Regions from separate parts of the Homo sapiens genome. Here region 1 is linked to region 2. Evidence: chromatin loops called from intact Hi-C (ENCODE). Cell type or tissue: breast epithelium. All regions are shown on one strand. Links, peaks and the distances in the headings refer to the core of each region. The heading gives the core; the rest is flanking DNA. Region 1 overlaps HPCAL1 (hippocalcin like 1). Region 2 overlaps HPCAL1 (hippocalcin like 1).

The links. A loop is a pair of places that touch in the nucleus more often than their neighbours do. Peaks named below come from ENCODE experiments on the same cell type or tissue, not always from the same donor. Only the 100,000 strongest peaks of a DNase experiment are listed, where the experiment ranks them.
Region 1: it touches region 2 in a loop (11-fold over the local background); 28 of 110 quality-filtered maps call a loop at or near these places.

What each region holds. Positions count from the first base shown.
Region 1 is chr2:10,396,467-10,404,790 of GRCh38, forward strand. It overlaps HPCAL1 (hippocalcin like 1), which reads left to right. Exons shown (of 5, transcript NM_002149.4): 2 at 369-454. Among named protein-coding and RNA genes, the nearest start is that of SNORA80B, 46 kb to the right of the region's middle. In breast epithelium, for the core only: no CTCF peak of the experiment used is centred there; DNase peaks (open chromatin) are centred at 2,213, 4,235 and 4,655; H3K27ac peaks cover 4,587 bases.
Region 2 is chr2:10,340,590-10,348,913 of GRCh38, forward strand. The region is part of intron 1 of HPCAL1 (hippocalcin like 1); the gene reads left to right. Among named protein-coding and RNA genes, the nearest start is that of HPCAL1, 42 kb to the left of the region's middle. RefSeq lists an enhancer at 3,556-4,056. In breast epithelium, for the core only: no CTCF peak of the experiment used is centred there; no DNase peak of the experiment used is centred there; H3K27ac peaks cover 223 bases.

The DNA of each region.
Region 1 (8,324 bases), core at 176-8,175, 56 kb after region 2:
CCCCAGGTGACAATGCTGTTGGGATTTGAACCTGAGTTTGTGGACCACAGAGGTCCCGGCCACACTTAGTTTCCATGCCAGTTTTGTAGTAACCAGCAACCTCACTCGAAGGGTGGCCAGCATCTTACCTTGGGGCTTCTATCAACGTTGTCCTGGGCTTCTCGCCTGCTGGGGTGCAGCGGCCTTGGGCATGTGCCCCTGTCCATGGTGGCTGGCCGGAGGCCGGGAGCCAGGGCTTTCTGTATGTAGCATGGCACTTGCAAAAACTGTGATCCCCCAGCAGGCACCACAGAAGCAACCAGAGGGAGGGGCATGGGCTCCGGGCCGGGTCGTCACAGCCTGCGTGACCTGTCGCTCTTCTCTTCCAGGGGCATGGTCTAGTGGCCCAGTCAGGACGCGGAAACACTCCCTGGAGGTTCTGACCCACTCCCTCTCAGCCTCCGCCTGGTCTCTGGTAAGTCACTCCCAGAGGCCGACTGGCTCAGGGTGGGTGAGGACTGAGGATGGAAGTGGGTGGCTCCTGCTGTGCCGTGGGGTCCTGCCCATGTGTGGGGACTGGACCCAGCTCAGCAGAAAGAGCAGGGAAGACTGGGCGTGGGGGGCAGCCCAGCTAGCACCCCTAGACAGGTCAGGAAACTGCGGCTCGGAAATGCAGAGAAACAGCCCCCCAGGCCCCACAGCCATCTCAGCTCTCGCCCTAAGCTGGCCAGGTCTTTCTGGGTAAATCGCGTGACCTTCGGTGCTTCTGTTTGGCGATTTGTCAGGGGAATGAGGGGCCCAGAACTTTGAGAAGGACGTGTGGGTGAGGGCAAGGAGGGCACTGTCTTAGTGTCCGGGTTTCTTTGTCTTCTATCCCCTGCAGCCCCTGTACCTGGAAGCTTCCTTCTCCCAGGCTCCTGTGCATGGTCAGGGCCACTCAGCCCTCTGGACCCCCACCCACGCCAGATAAGCTGTCTGCGCTGGGAGCTGGGCATGTGGCTCTCCCCTCAGAGCAGTTACCGTAGGCTGCCGGGCCCAGGGTCTGTCTGAATCCGCCACCCTGCAGCCCCCCAGGCCCCTGCCTGCTCTGGGTGCGAGGAAGGCTTGAGGGAGGGCAAAGTGCTTACAGCTTGAATGCACCACCCTGGCCTGGCCACTGGTCGCCTCTCCCCCAGTGTTAGCCTGGCTTAGGGGCTTTTTCCATCCGGAATCCTTCCTGGCCCTGCCTGAGCTAACTCCGTGAGCTCGGGAGGGCTCCTCATGACCCTGGTCATCCTGCCAGCTCCCGAGACAGGAAGGCCTGGCCATGTCCCGGGGCTGCCCTCGGGTCTGGAGAGCCTGCCAGCCATGCTGTGGGGCTGCCCTTCCAGCGTTGAGGGTTTGGTTTTGTTTGTAAGCAAGGAACCAGGTATGCGATGCTGGAGAGTGTGTAATTCTGGCTGTGCCTCTTCACAGCCCCTTCCAATCTCGTGCATATTAAGGTTGATAAAAACACCCTCTTCAGGGTCAATGCGAGATCAGACCTGGAGTGAAGTGTCCCTGTGGTATCTGGACCAGCAGGACCTGGCTGCCCCACAGCTCCTCCTCTCTCTCCCTCCTCCCTCTCATGGTCTCATGACTATTATGGTGACTCTTGTCACTCACCACCCTGCCCCACCTGCTCCTGCATACTGTGAGCATCAGTTGGGGCCATGGATGTAGCAAGGGTCAGCTGTCATAGGCTCCCGGGGGGACACCTGGGGGAGGGACATTTGGGGACAGAGCCCCATCTGGCCATGCCCAGCCCCTGAGAGCCCTCATCACCGACTTGCATCTGGTGAGTTTGGCAGGGTCCTGTATAAGGATTAAAGTCCTCCAAGTCCTCATACAAAGTCGCTTTCCAAAAGTCTGGAATTTTCTTGGCCCTAGACACGGGAGATGCTCTTTATAATTTTCATCTTCCCACTCAGAAGGAACCACCTTTGAATACTCAGCCAGGCTAAAATTTGGACCCAAAACCTGTTAAAGCATCACTGTCTTAATTTCAGTGTTCATGATGGGGTTCTGGGCTGTGTGAGGGGTGGAGGGCAGATACCAGTGGCAGGTTTCATCTGTGGCCCTGGTAGATGTGAGTCCCGCAGCCGGTCAGCCCAGGGCCCAGGGCAGACCCCGGGCGTGGCTGCTTTCCCGCTGGGCACCAACGCACGCACGTGGTGTTTCCAGGGCAAAGTGAGCTCCCCACCCTCTGCCCGTCCCCTGCCCCGCCCTTAGATCTGCATCCCGTGGGTGGGGTGGGTTTTCCTGCCTTCCTCTTCCTGAGGGAGGCGATTTCTCCTTCCGCTTTCTCCTTGCCACAGTAGCTGCTGGGTTGGGAGGAGACATCCAGGCTGGGGCCTCAGCCTCAGGGTGCCAGTTAGCGTGTGGTTAGCTGAGAAAAAAGTATTTTTCTCAGCAGAAAATAGACACAACTGCATGTGAAGGGGCCACTTCCACTCCTTCATTCTCCATCCACCAGCCTTACTGGAGCTAGAGAGTGGGGGAACATCTGGGTCCGTGTTACCTGGATGTCACCTGCATACAAATGTCCTGGCCCGAGGCCACTGTCAGCACGGGTGCACAGGGGAGGCGCCTGGCCCGGCAGGTCGTGCTGAGGCTGATACCCGTGTCAAGAAGCTGGAGCAGGCGAAGAGATCAGAAGAGGGTAGAGGAGGTGGTCCGAGGTGTCCATTCCCATCCCCAGACCCCTGGGGCATTTCAGTGCACGCACAGCAAATAATATCACTGCACCACCACCACCACCACCACCACCACCACCATCACCACCACCACCACCACCATCACCACCACCACCACCATCACCACCACCACCACCATCACCACCACCACCACCACCACCACCATCACCACCACCACCACCACCACCACCATCACCACCACTACCATCATCACCACCACCACCACCACCACCACCATCACCACCACCACCACCACCACCACCATCACCACCACCACCACCATCACCATCACCACCACCACCACCATCACCATCATCACCACCATCACCGCCACCATCACCATCACCACCACCGCCGCCACCACCGCCACTGCCACCGCCACCATCACCGCCACCACTACCGCCACCGCCACCACCACCGCCACCGCCACCGCCACCACCACCACCACGAGTTGAGGGACTCTGGGATCAGAAGGCACTTTCCAGCACATTCACACCATTGGCCGTGGATGTTGTGGGTCAGGTGATGGGCACTGGAAGGGCCTTCCGCTTCTCTCTGCCCCTGGCCCTTGGTCATGTACAGCAGGCCGCTCCCCGGGCAGTGGAGAAGCAGCACCTGCATACTAAGGCTCGAGTCCCAGCCTCCCCTACCAGCCTCCCTCTCCACGTCCCCAGACACTCATGCGTTCCTTCCCTTGAGGTGGGTTCATGGAGCACGTACCCTGTGTCAGACAAGCTTCCAGGCTCTGGGCTTCTGATGGAGAACAGACCAGAGTAAACCTGGCCCCAAGGACCTTGAGCTCCACTCAAGGGGAGACAGACAGTGAACTCAACAAAACAGAAATGAGAGAAAGGATCAAGCTGGAAAGGGGATAAAGAATGAGTGTCGGTTTTGGATAGAGTGCTTGGGGAAGGCCTTCCTGAGATGAGACCTGACCAAAGGCCTGCAGGAGGTCAGGGACGGGCGTGCTTCTAGCTAAGGAGCAGCTGGTGCAAAGGGCCTGTGGCAGACGTGCACCCGTGGCAAGGAGGGGGCGAGCAGGCGGCTCAGCCAGGTCGGAGTGGGTCACACCTGAGGGGCAGGACGCTGGCAACCCCGACCGCTGAGGAAGACAGGTGCGAGCAGCATCTCGGCACAGCCAGACCCCCACCATACGGCAGCCCTCTGTGTCCCTTAAATAAGGATGCCTCCTCCCAGGCTTAAGAGATCATTGTTGCTCATAGTGATTTGTGTAGCCAACAATTCTTCTGGAAGAAGTTAGATGAACAGGGCCATGGAGATTTGGGGCCGGAAGAGCAGGACCCCAGGCTTGCCTCCCCTCTAGTGCTGGCCAGGCCGTGGATCCCAGGCGGGCATCTCAGAGAGCCATCTGAGCGGCCTTTCTGGAAGTGCCCTCCTAGGCAGACGCTGGTCATGAGGCAGGGCAGCGGGGAAGGGACAATCCTCCTGTGTTGTACATTGAGGGTTATATTTAGGGTGACTTGGGATGACTTGGCAGTATCACTTCCTGTGGTCGTCCCCTCCAGCCCTCAGCCACGGAGGGCAGATCCTGTCTGACAAGCATTGTGGGCAGACACGTGCCTGCACACACGTACACACCCACATGCACACATACACACACGCACACACATACACACATTGTGGGCAGGCACAACTTGGCATTCTCATCTGCCCTGGAATTGGTGGAGGGCTGGGGACATTGTCCTGGCCCTTCTGCAGGACCGCCAGGTGCCTGGCGGGGGAATCCTAGCCGTCAGCATCTCCGGAGCATCTGCTCCATGTCGGGCTCTGTGTGAAGGGCTGCATCCAGATCCCACATGAGCAAGACCGGCCTAGCCTCCCCATCTGGTTGGGAGATGCCAGGCAGAGGTGGAAGGAAGGGCGGCTGACCTGCCCCTTAGTCTGCTCAGCCACACAGGCAGCCACAGCCGAGGCTGCACAAGGACACTCCCCTGACCTTGCTGCCTGCTGGCCCCGGGTCTCCAGGCCAGGTCCGAGCCAGCCAGGCTCCTCCCCACCCATGTCACCGGCCTCTCTAGGTGGAGTCCACAGTGATCTTTGCTCCCCTTCCCCAGGCATCCAGCACCACACCAGGCACAGGGCCTGGTATTTCTGGGACAGCCCAGATTACACGTTTTCTCTCAGTTACCCCCTAGAATATTCTTGGACTTCTCAGACCCCATGTGCAAATTTTTAGCTTAGAAGTAATCACTGGGATCATAGACGATGTTTAGCAAATATCTGTTCTTTTGGGTGTTCCTAGGCCCCCAGAGGGTCTCCGGGAAACTGGCTCTTTTGCTGAGGCTAGAGACTATCTGGGCTAGAATGTGTCTGATGGGGCTCTCGGAGGGTGCACAGACAGTGCCGCGGTGGCCGAAGATCCACTATTCCAAGGCCGGATCTGCAGAGGATTTGGAAGTTGTCTGTAAGGAGCGCCTAGATCACCCGGACCTTCTCTCTCCCTCCTTGACTTCCTTCCTGCCTCTCGTCAAACAATTACTGTGTGCTTCCTGTGTTCTAGGCGCTGTGCTAATAATTGGTTATGGGATTATTCCTAGCCACACCCTGGGTAAATGGAACCCAGCTCTCTGTCCTTGGGAAAAGGGTCAGGAGAGAACTGGGGCCCAGCTGGGAAGCTGGAGGCTTGAGGCTGCTGGTCCATGTTGGAATGCTGTCTCCCTCTGCCATCCAGCACCCAAGCCCGGCGCCAGGCTCAGAGCAGGAACTGAAGCTTTTGCTGTTGTTGTTGTTTTTGTTTTTTGAGACAGTCTCGCTGTGTCTCCCAGGCTGGAGTGCAGTGGTGTGATCTCAGCTCACTGCAAGCTCCGCCTCCTGGGTTCAAGCGATTCTCTGCCTCAGCCTCCTGAGTAGCTGGGATTACAGGCGCGCACCACCACGCCCGGCTAATTTTTGTATTTTGAGTAGAGACGGGGTTTCACCATCTTGGCCAGGCTGGTCTTGAACTCCTGACCTCAGGTAATCTGCCCGCCTCGGCCTCCCAAAGTGCTGGGATTGCAGGCATGAGTCACCGCACCCGGCCAGGAACTGAACCTTGGTAGGAGAAGGAAAGAAGGAGTTCCTGTCTTGCTTTCCCGACCAGACTGGAAGCGCTCTGAGGGCGTTTTACACTTCGGTGTCTTCCCAGCACTTAGCATTGTGGCCTGCATGTAAGGGGTGTTCCGTGACTGCGTGTTGATTACACTTTGTGTGTATGGGTGGGTGCGTTGCCACAACTCTCCCTGCAGAATCTGTGGCCTCTGGTGCTGTGATTTAAAGACTAAAGATGGCAAAGAGTGGCTTTTATGAGCTGCCCCACTCCTGATTATAAACACACTCTCTATGAGTCAGAGGCCTGGGTGATCATGGATAAGTCACTTGCCAACAGTTAACTCCAGACTGTAGCTGCTGGGGCCACCGAGGGCGGCTGGAACATCACCATTCTGTGCCTAGCGTTTCAGCCGGGCTGAGGCCATTTTATTAATAATGATTTATTGTTTTTATTGCTTCCCAGAGATATTAAACATGAATCAAATAATGCATGTGATGATTCACTGGAGGTTCCCTTCCAAATTTAAAAAAGAATTAAAGAAAAAGTTTTTGACGGGTGTGCTGGTGTGGACACCAGGCAGGCACCTGAGAGCCCTCCCACCTTGAGCTCAGCCGTGGGCAGCACAGCACAGGGTGGACCTTGCCCTGCAGACAGAGCCATGCAGCCTGCGCAAAACCCCAGGGAGGACGCGCGTCTCACAAACACCTCTTCAGTCTAACATTTACAATGGTATTTCTTACAAATGGTTTCCACCCGAGATATATTACAATGTGGCCAAACCCCATTCATTTGGGACACATAAATTCAAAATTTGGAAATAGTTCCTTTGGGGCTCATGAACTGATCAAGTTTAGTCATTTCTCAAGCAGGGACCTGGCAGAAATGTTGCTTTTTACCATCTACTAAGACAAGAGCTAGGCAGCTGGTTCTGCTGAACAAGGTCCCGGGGAGAGGGACACCAGTCCTGGCTCAGTGAGCAGCTCCTCAGGTGCTTTGGAAGCCTCCTCTGGGGATAGACTCAAAGAAGTTTTCTATTTATTTATTTATTTTTCTTTATTTTTAAATGTTTTTCTCAAGGATGTTTTTTAGAGCTAGCTCATACCTCAGGGGCCACACTGTCCAAACACATATTGGACCCTGATGAGGAAAGTGAGAGCCGTCAGGGTGTGTGACATAGCCACTGTCACCCAGGCCTCCAGCTCCATTCTGCAGTTGAAAATGATGCCCTCATAACAAAGAGTTCTTTTGTGTGTGTGTGTGTGTGTGTGTGTGTGTGTGTGTGTGTGTGTGTGTGTGACGGAGTCTTGCTCTGTCACCCAGGCTGGAGTGCAGTAGTGTGATCTTGTCTCGCTGCAACCTCCGCCTCCCAGGTTCAAATGAGTCTCCTGCCTCAGCCTCCTGAGTAGCTGGATTACAGGTGCCTGCCATCATGCCTGGCTAATTTTTGTATTTTTAGTAGTGATGGGGTTTTACCATGTTGGCCAGGCTGGTCTTGAACTCCTGACTTCAGGTGATCCGCCCACCTCACCCTCCCAAAGTGCTGGGATTACAGGTGTGAGCCACCGAGTCCGGCCAACAAAGAGTTCTTATCCGTTCATTACAAACGCCCACTCTTTCCAGTCCTTACCTGATCAAGAATTCAGAGGCAATTTTTCAGGTATTTTTTTGACTCGGACTTTACAAATTTGAACTACCATTCAAGTAATTGGTCTGAATTCCTAAGTTTCGATGGTATTTTTCTCTTCCTTCTTCTGGCTGCCTCTCCTCCCCATACCCTGCATTTGTTAATGTACCCATTTGTTCCATATTCTGTTTGTTCTTTATTGCTCTATACACTGCTCCATAATGTTCTCTATCATTTGTCCATTCATTACCCATGAAGGTACATGCAGAGGTCACCAGCCCAGAGGTTTGTAGCAGGGACAAGTTACTTGCTGGTGGTGGTCTCCCCAAAAGTTTGGGCCTGCGAGTCATTGACACCTACACACTTTGAAAACACCCCAGGATGAAGTCTGGGACTGGAAGGAGCTCCCACCTTAGCCAGACTCTGGCCTCCTCCCCAGCTGTGTCCCCGCCAGCCCTTCTCCAGCCATGCCCTTTTGCCTCCCAGCACACTGAGGATTCCTCCTGGAATGCCCCTCACCCCGTCTTTGCTGGGTGAGTGTTTCCCCAGCCCCGCTGAGCTCAGGTATCAGCCCCAGCGCTCTGGGTAAGTCTGGGACCATCTCCTACATTGTCTGCAAAATCCTGCAGAAAGCCTGGCCTGTGCTGGTCAGCAGGATGCTGCGTTTCCTTTTAAACAGACCCAAAGCAGTCAGCAGCCACAGACTCCCCAGAGACGGAGATGAGAGGAGGGACCTCATGCCCTGAGGCAGCCCCAGCCTCACTCCCATGCCCTGCAGGCGCTGAGCAGCCCCCAGATCCCGGGCTCCTTTGCTGCCCCAGGGTCGGGCAGTTCTTGCATCTTGGACCGAGTGGGCTCTGCCCTGCTGTGGCATGACTGGGCTTCTTCTGTCCTTTTTCTTTATTTTCTCTTTGAAGAACAGGAGTTGGAATTTCACTCACCCTGCCCCAGCTGGATG
Region 2 (8,324 bases), core at 207-8,206:
CTGAACTTTCCAGGGCCACGCAGTCTGTAAGCGGCAGAGCTGGGACGCAACCCCAAGCTTGCTGCTCTCAAAGCTTTGCTTTCAAACTCTCACTTCAGACATCAGGGCTTCCTTTCAGACTGAGTCTTATCCCTAAGCACTGTTGGAGAAGAAAGTCTCCAGGCTGCAGGGCCCCGCAGTTCCCCCATATCCCTGCCCTTCCAGCCAGCCCACGCCTGGGGCCTGTCCTCCCCTGTTCCTGAATCCCTGTCCTGTTACTGCCCTCCGGGTAAGACAGCACTCTTATAATCATGCTTCATGCCGAGTTCATGAAATTAACTCTCAAACTCCTCTTCTCTGGGTTAAATTATTTCACTTTTTTCCCTTCCTCATAGAATATCATTATAAATTCTAGATACTATATTGGATATGTAATAAAATCAGAATAAATTACATGTGATGGCCACTGAACTAACCTCCCTTCATGTGTCTGGAGGCAGGTTTTCTGTGGAGTTATGCTTTAAATTGGCTGTCCTTCGCGATTTTTCTTAAAGCCTAGGTTGACTACTCAAGGGTCTAGATTTATGATAGAAACTGTGGGCTGGGGTGCAGTGCTGGGGTGCTGGGGTGCCTGTAATCCTAGCACTTTGGGAGGCTGAGGTGGGCGGATCATTTGAGCCCAGGAGTACAAAACCATCCTGGGCAACACGGTGAAACCCCATCTCTACAAAAAAATACAAAAATTAGCCAGACACGGTGGTGCATGCCTGTACTCGGGAGACTGAAGCGGGAGGATCACCTGAGCCCAGGAAGTCGAGGCTGCAGTGAGTCATGATTGCGCCACTGCACTCCAGCCTGGGCAACAGAGCAAGACCTTATCTTAAAAGCAACAACAACAACAACAAATTGTGGCACAAATGTATGCATGGAGGTACTGAGGGCCTTCTTTATAGTAGGCTCAGGAATGACCAATGGGTGGGGGCTTTGGGGGAAGAGACGGGGGTCTTTAAGCAGAAACTCTCCCCTCAACACAAGAAAGCTGCTGAAGGACTTCAGAAACCTAAACACGAGCCGTGGGCCTTTCTAAAGTGGGGAGGGATTCCCTCCTGCCTAGGTTATGTTGCAAGGCTGCCCGAGAGAGGGTGGAAGGGGGCAGGAGAGTGGGCATTGGCTGGGTCCAACGCTTCCCAAGAGATGTGACTGTCTTAAAAGCAATACCTTCCTGATTACCACGGGAAAAATTCAAATGTTTTGAAAAGATCTACAAGTTTGGGGTTGAAGAAGTCCTTTATTTCAAAGTTTCTCTGGGCTGGGCGTGCTGGCTCACACGTGTAATCCCAGCACTTTAGGAGGCTAAAGTGGGAGGATCACTTGAGGATTGCTTTGAGGCCAGCCTGGGCAACATAGTGAGACTCTGTCTCTAGATAAAGTTTTTTTTTTTTTTTTAAATTAGCCAGATGTGGTGGTGGTGTGCTCCTGTAGTCCCAGCTACTTGGGAGGCTAAGTTGGAAGGATGACTTGAGCCCAGGAGGTTGAGGCTACAGTGAGCTCTGATTGTGCCGCTGTGCTCCAGCCTGGTGACAGAGTGGACCTTGTCTGTAAAAATAATAATAATAATAATAAAGCTTTGCTCCCCGTTTCATTTAGATGGAGCGTTTGTGGGATTTAAGACAGATTTTTCCTTGCTGAGTGGTTATCATTAACCTGTTGAATAAGCAACAGGCCGAGGTGGGGACCCTGCCTCGCCCGCCTCCAGGGGCACACTGCATTCTTTGTGGAAGTGTCCCTGGAATGCCACAGCCCTGCTTCTGTGCGAGGCCAGTCAGTCTGGGTCCTGGGATATAGCCACATGTGCAGTCCGTGCCTCCAGCGCGCAGCCTGAAAGGGAGGCGTGCAGAAACAACGTAGCTCCAAGGAGGACTGATCAGCCCAGCCTGGGGGAGGGTGGGAGGGGACTCCCAGGGAGCGGGGCTTGTGCTGGACTTTGCAGGATGCCAGACTTTTGGCAGGGGAGGAAATTGAGGTGAAAGCATTCCAGGCCTAGGGAACAGCATGTGCAGAGGTGCTGGCTGGAGGAACCCCGTGTGTTTGCACTGTGCTCTGAGCTCCCTCTCATGACTCTCATTCTTTCTCGTTGAGTTTTGTTTTGTCACCCAGCCGGACTCCTGGGCAAAGAGAGGCACAATCTGTTCCCGGTTGGGCCAGCTGCCCTCCAGTAGCTACGCAGGATGCTCTGGCCGGCCTCTGAGGATTCTCTTCTTCTGTCCATCTCATGGCTGAAGACCAAGGCTATGGCCTGTGGGTGGCAGTTGGTACCTCTCCCCGCTGCCTTCCCCCGGCCCCTTTTTGGACAGGATGTTGCTCCCTGGGGCCTGGCTTTGGAGATGGCCAGTGCTGGTTTGAAGCTTCTGTCTTCTGTGTGGGATATCAGTGCCCTGCCAGCTGTTGCAAGTTTTAAACTCAATGTGCCTCTGGATGTGTGTGTAGAGTAGGGGTCCTTCCCCAGCTCCAGGCCCTGTGTGTTTCCAAGTGGGCCCGCAGCTCTGATGTGCAGTGGGTATGCACTGGCAAGCCGTGCACTGTCACAATATTAAAATAACTTCCATGGTAGTTGGTAAATAGCCCCATCACCCCTCTCCTGGGACCCTGGACCTCTAGCACACCATGGAGGCCTGCCCCGTCCCCATAAAACACACCACATTCAAATTACTTATCTCCTCTTCCCCTGCCACTCTGCTGAGAAGGCTGATCTCAATCCTCGGAGTAATGACTCTCTTCTAGGAGCAAGATGATGCTAATTCTCACTAGCATGTGAAGGACTGATAGCACCATATCTCCCTCCAGGACTCCCGGGTGGGAGGTGGGTGTTTGCATAGGCAGGCAGGTGAGCCAGCCTAGTTTGTCCACAGACTTCCATGCAAGTGATTCCTGCTGTTCCCTGGGTCTTCCTTTCTTTTGCTTCTGAACTTGGAGGTTTCTTGAAGTCTGGAGGATTTTTAGGGTGGGCATGGCTTTAGGTGGGACCTCCACTATATGGGTTTGCAAGCTGCCACTGCTTTGACTGCAGACACTGGATTGACCGTGGCCAATGCCAAGTCCAAGAGATCAGGCTGAAACCAGGCTAAATTTTAAGAGCAGAAACAAAACTCATCCTTGCGAAGGGACTTTTAGATCAGTGGCAGATGGCATAGAAAGTCTTTCTGCTGTTCTCTTGTGCTGGGCGTGGCTCAGGGCTGAGGGGAGAGAGGAGAGATGAGGGCAGAAAGAGAAGAGGGGGCAGGCCTCAGGGATGAACACATGGCCCATGGCTGTGCGCTTCCCAAGCAAGCAGTTCTGGAGTGAGGCTTGGGCCTCCATGCCTCCTGGGAGGCTGCACCTCTTGGGATATAGAGAACGCTGGCTTCAGACCCGGCAGGAGTACCGGCGGCTGTGTGGTGCATCCTGCACAGAGCTGTTGCTTTCTAACTGGGTTACTGAGCTGTCGAAGGAGCAGGGATGAAGACTCCCTTATTAAAAACTAAACAAAACACAACACGAAAAAGCCAGAACAAAACAAGCAGACGGTTGAGGACTGCAGTGAACTCATTAACCCTACAGCTTTGATCTCGAAGTCTCGGCCGCTCCTGGCTCAGAGGACCCTGGGGACGTGGTCTTTGATGCTTGCTTTCCCCATAGGCATCACTTCGACCAGCGTCTGTGTGGGGTGTGCAGCAGCCCTGAGCCAAGGATTAATTACGTAACAAGCCCAGATCCCATCCCTGCCTGAGCAGGCCATGTGCCAGCAAGGGGGGCCCCGAAGTGCCGCTAGGTGCCTCACGATTAGCATAAGGCCCGTTTATCCAGGAAGCCAGAACCAGTGCACATCTGTTAAGCGCATGCACCAAGCGGCGATTCCATAGTTGTATAGTGATTGTCTTTATGGAACTCCAGAATAGCTTCTTAGATATCACTCTTCAGGCCCTGAAATGGAGCCCTGTGCAAAGAAATGAAGAAAAGCTATCGGGGCATCTGCAGCCACTATTATACCATCTGGCAGCTCAGAAATATTTTATAATCAAATGAGTAAGACGGGCGTCCCACACTCCACAGTACTCTGCTCCCCCTTCCCTTCCTCCCAGGACTTGCTCTGTCTCTGTCTCTTTCTCTGTGTCTGTCTGTCTGTCTCTATGTGTCTGTTTCTCTCTCCCTCTTTCTGTGTGTGTCTCTCTCTGTGCCTGACTTTCTGTCTCTTTCTGCTTCTCTCTCTGTGTCTGTCTCTGTCTCTCTCTTTCTGTGTGTGTCTCTCTCTGTGCCTTTCAGTCTCTTTCTGCCTCTCTCTATGTGTCCGTTTCTCTTTCTCTCTGTGTGTCTCTCTCTCTGTGCCTTTCAGTCTCTTTCTGCCTCTCTCTATGTGTCCATCTCTCTCTCTTTTTCTGTGTGTCTCTCTCTCTGTGCCTTTCAGTCTCTTTCTGCCTCTCTCTATGTGTCTGTTTCTCTCTCTCTCTCTTTCTGTCTCTCTCTGTGCCTGTCTTGCAGTCTCTTTCTGCCTCTCTCTGTGTGTCTGTCTCTGTCTCTGTATGTGTCTGTCTCTGTTTCTGTCTGTCTTGCTCTCTCTGTTTCAATCTCTCTATCTCTGTGCCTGCCTGTCTGTCTGTCTCTTTCTTTCTGTCTCTCTGTGTGTGTCTCTCTCTCCGTCTTTGGGACAGACTAGAGGAACCTTTTTCCCAGGAGTGATAATACTGTACTCTGCGTTTTTGCCACTTGCTAGCTGGGTGACCTTGGGCGGCTTTCAAGTTCCCTTATCCTGGGTTTCTTCATTTGTAAAATGGAAGCACTACTTCACAGTGCTGTTGTGTGGGTCAAGATGAGATGAATGTGACCTACTGTGGTACTATTTATTATTTGTCCTAGAAAAACTTTTTTTTTTTTTTGAGACAGGGTCTTGCTGTCACCCAGGCTGGAGTGGTGGCACAATCTTGGCCTACTGCAACCTTGACTTCCCAGGCCCAAGCGATTCTCCCACCTCAGCCTCCCAAGAAGCTGGGACTACAGGTGTGAGCCACCACACCCAGCTAATTTTTGTATTTTTTGTAGAGACAGGGTCTTGCTATGCTGCCTGGGCTGGTCTCGAACTCTTGGGCTTAAGCGATCCTCTCACTTCAGCCTCCCAAAGTGCTAGGATTATAGGCATAAGCCACTGCACCCATCCAGAAAAACTTTTAAAAATTTTGTGTTTTAACTTTTTCTGAATATAAAAGTGATACATGCATGTTCACTGTAAAATAGAAAATATAAAGAAACTAGAAAACTATTTATGACGCCCCTCCCCCACCACAAAAGGGGCAAGGACTGCGAACTTTTGCCGTATTTTGGAAGATTTCCTAAGTCACACAAGCACACAGATGGTCTGTTGATCCAAACCAGGAAGAACAATTGTGGGAATAAGTGGAAGTGTGAGTGTGTGGGTGTGTCTGAGTGTGTGCCCTGGGGGTGTGTGTGTCTGTGTATGTGTGAGAGAGCCAGGCTGTGTGTGTGTGTGTATGCATGCAAACACTTATGTGCAATGCCTTGGGGTCCTCAGACCCCCCTTGGTCCATCAGGGGCTGGTGGCCTCCCAGTAGGACACTAGCACAGCTGCACTCATGTCCTTCTTTGAGGGGGGGTGACGGGGAGAAAGTTGGGGAGCAGCAGTGACTGCTGATGTTGTGGGGGCCATGGGGAGCCTCCTGGTATTCTGTCTCGAGGCTCTGGGGATATGGTGGGAGAAGCCCTCATGCCAGAATTGGGAGGGGATGGAATGGGACTGACCCCATCACAGCCCACGTGCCTCATTCAGGGCTTGGCTGTGGAGTCTTGGGGGAGGTGCTCCCTCATCCTCAAATGTTAACTTTGTCTGCCTGGCCCCAGTCCCCTCTGTGGCTTTTTTCCTCTTTCAATTGGGAGGCAGTTCTGTCTTAAAGAGATGTTTAACCCTCTAGGTCTCCGTGCAGGCATTTTTGTTGTGAGCCAGTCAGGCTATAAATGGTCCATTAAAAGCACTGTCCAGTTGACATAACCGGTCTACCAGGCTGAGACCCACAGACCCGGGACTGGCATTTATTTATGGATATGATGTGCAAGGAGAGTGTTTTCCAGTAGCAGGCGTTGGCATCATCAAACAGAATGAAGTGTACTGTGTTTTCACCATGATAGTACAAAAACGAGACTGTGAGAGCTTCTCACTTCTCTCCCCTTCCTCCCCTTCCTTCTCCATGTCTTTGTGCTCCTCCACTGCTCCCTCCCCAGCACAGACAGGCCCTGGCTCCCTCCCCCCACCCTCTTCCTTCTCTCTCCTTCTAACTGGGGTCAGGACCACCCTGGAGGATGTTAGATTTTAAACATTTGTTCCTCTTGTCATCCCCACCACCCCACCCACCCACCCAGATTAGTTTCTAAGGGATTTATATTTGTTTGCAGAGTGGTGCGAACTGTTTTCATCCTCAGAGGAGCAGAGTGCTCATAGATGAGTTTGACATTACTGGGATTCACTTTCAGAAGTCTCTAGAGAGCCCCGCACCGCCCCCGCCCCCCGCAGGTGCTGGAGTTCAGCCTGACACACAGGCCGGCCTCAGTGAGAGGGAGTGTCTGCCTCCCTGGCATCCGTGACCCATACGGTGGGCGCCTGTTCTTTAGAACAACTTGCTCCTTCCGTCGTTGGCTTGGTCACCCAGCCCCCGGCCCACCCTTTTCTGAGCCTGTCATCCACACCAGGCAGAGCCCTGTCTCAGAGTCTCATGGGGAGCAGGGCCTTCAGGGAAGGCCCATGTGCTGGGACTGACTTGGCTCACAGGAATTTCCTGATGGTATAAAATGTGCCCCCCAGCGCCTGATAATGGTCACTTCGCCTAAGTTCCAGCCCCAGATGTGGACCACGGTGGGGCAAAGGTGGGCGTGGGGAGGAGGAAAGAGGTTTAAAATGGCCACACCCACTACTTCTCCTTTGGAAGTGCCTCCTGCCACCCTGGGGTCCCAGGAGCTGATCTGTGGGTGTCTGTCCTCAGCACCCACCCTGCTTTTCCTTCAGGCCCCGCTCTGGCTGTCTGGGCCTTTCTGGTGCTGTTCCTCACAGGTTTAAACACTCCAGCAGCAGCCTTTCCCATGGCACTGTGTCTGCGGGGCGGGGTTGGGCATTTTCTGAGGCTTCCTGTGTTTCACGGGGATCCAGTATGAAGCCTGGCACGGAGTATGGGCCAAATCGGTTTAATGTTTAGCTCCCCAAACCCTTCACTTCTGTGTCCTCATTAATTCAGACAAGGTTGGGTTTAGCAAACTGTGTCTCAAACATAAGAAAATGCAGCGTGGGAATGGGGGAGGGGAGGAGTGCTGTAGAAGGACCATTTCAGAAGCCCTGGTTTACAGGAGAAAGATTGGTATCTTCATAAGTCACTCTTAAGCTTGCATTTGTTCATGCTTTAACACAGTGATTAGATACCTACTGTAAGCCTAGCATGGTGGGGATATAAAAGCAAGATCAAGTTCAAGGGGGCAGGGATTTAGGGTCAGTGAGACGGACCTCTTAATCACTTATTTTGTACACATCAGAGCAGTGACATTGTGTTTCTTTAAAAATACTAGGGGCCAGCCCGGGCACAGTGGCTCATGCCTGTAATCCCAGCACTTTGGGAGGCCAAGGTGGGCAGTTCACCTAAGATCAGGAGTTCAAGACCAGCCTGCCAACATGGTGAAACCTCATCTCTACTAAAAATACAAAAATTAGCTGGGCATGGTGGTACACACCTGTAATCCCAGCTACTCGGGAGGCTGAGGCAGGAGAATCACTTGAACTCAAGAGGCGGAGGTTGCAGTGAGCCGAGATCGCTCCACTGCACTCCAGCCTGCACGACAGAGCAAGACTCCATCTCAAAAAACAAAAAACAACAACAGAAAAAACTCTGGGCCAGCTGTGGTGGTTCACACCTGTAATCCCAGTGCTTTGGGAGACCAAGGTGGGGGGATCGCTTGAGCCCAGGAGTATTTGCCCAGCCTGGGTAGCATAGCAAGATCCTGTCTCTACAAAAAAAAAAAAATATATATATATATAAATTAGCCAGGCAGGGTGATGTGCATCTACAGTCCCAGCTACTTGGGAGGCTGAGGTGGGAAGATCACTTGAGCCCAGGAGTCTGAGGCTGCAATGGGCTCTGATCCCACCACTGCACTCCAGCCTGAGCGACAGAGTGAGACTCTGTCTCAAGAAACAAAACAAAACTCTGGATTCTGGCCTTCTCCTGGGAAATCCAGATTTGTCTGGTATGATGTTCGTTGAACCCATTTAGTCCAGCAGCCTGGCTTTCCAAAAGTATGTCTGCCTCTCACGGTGCCCAGTA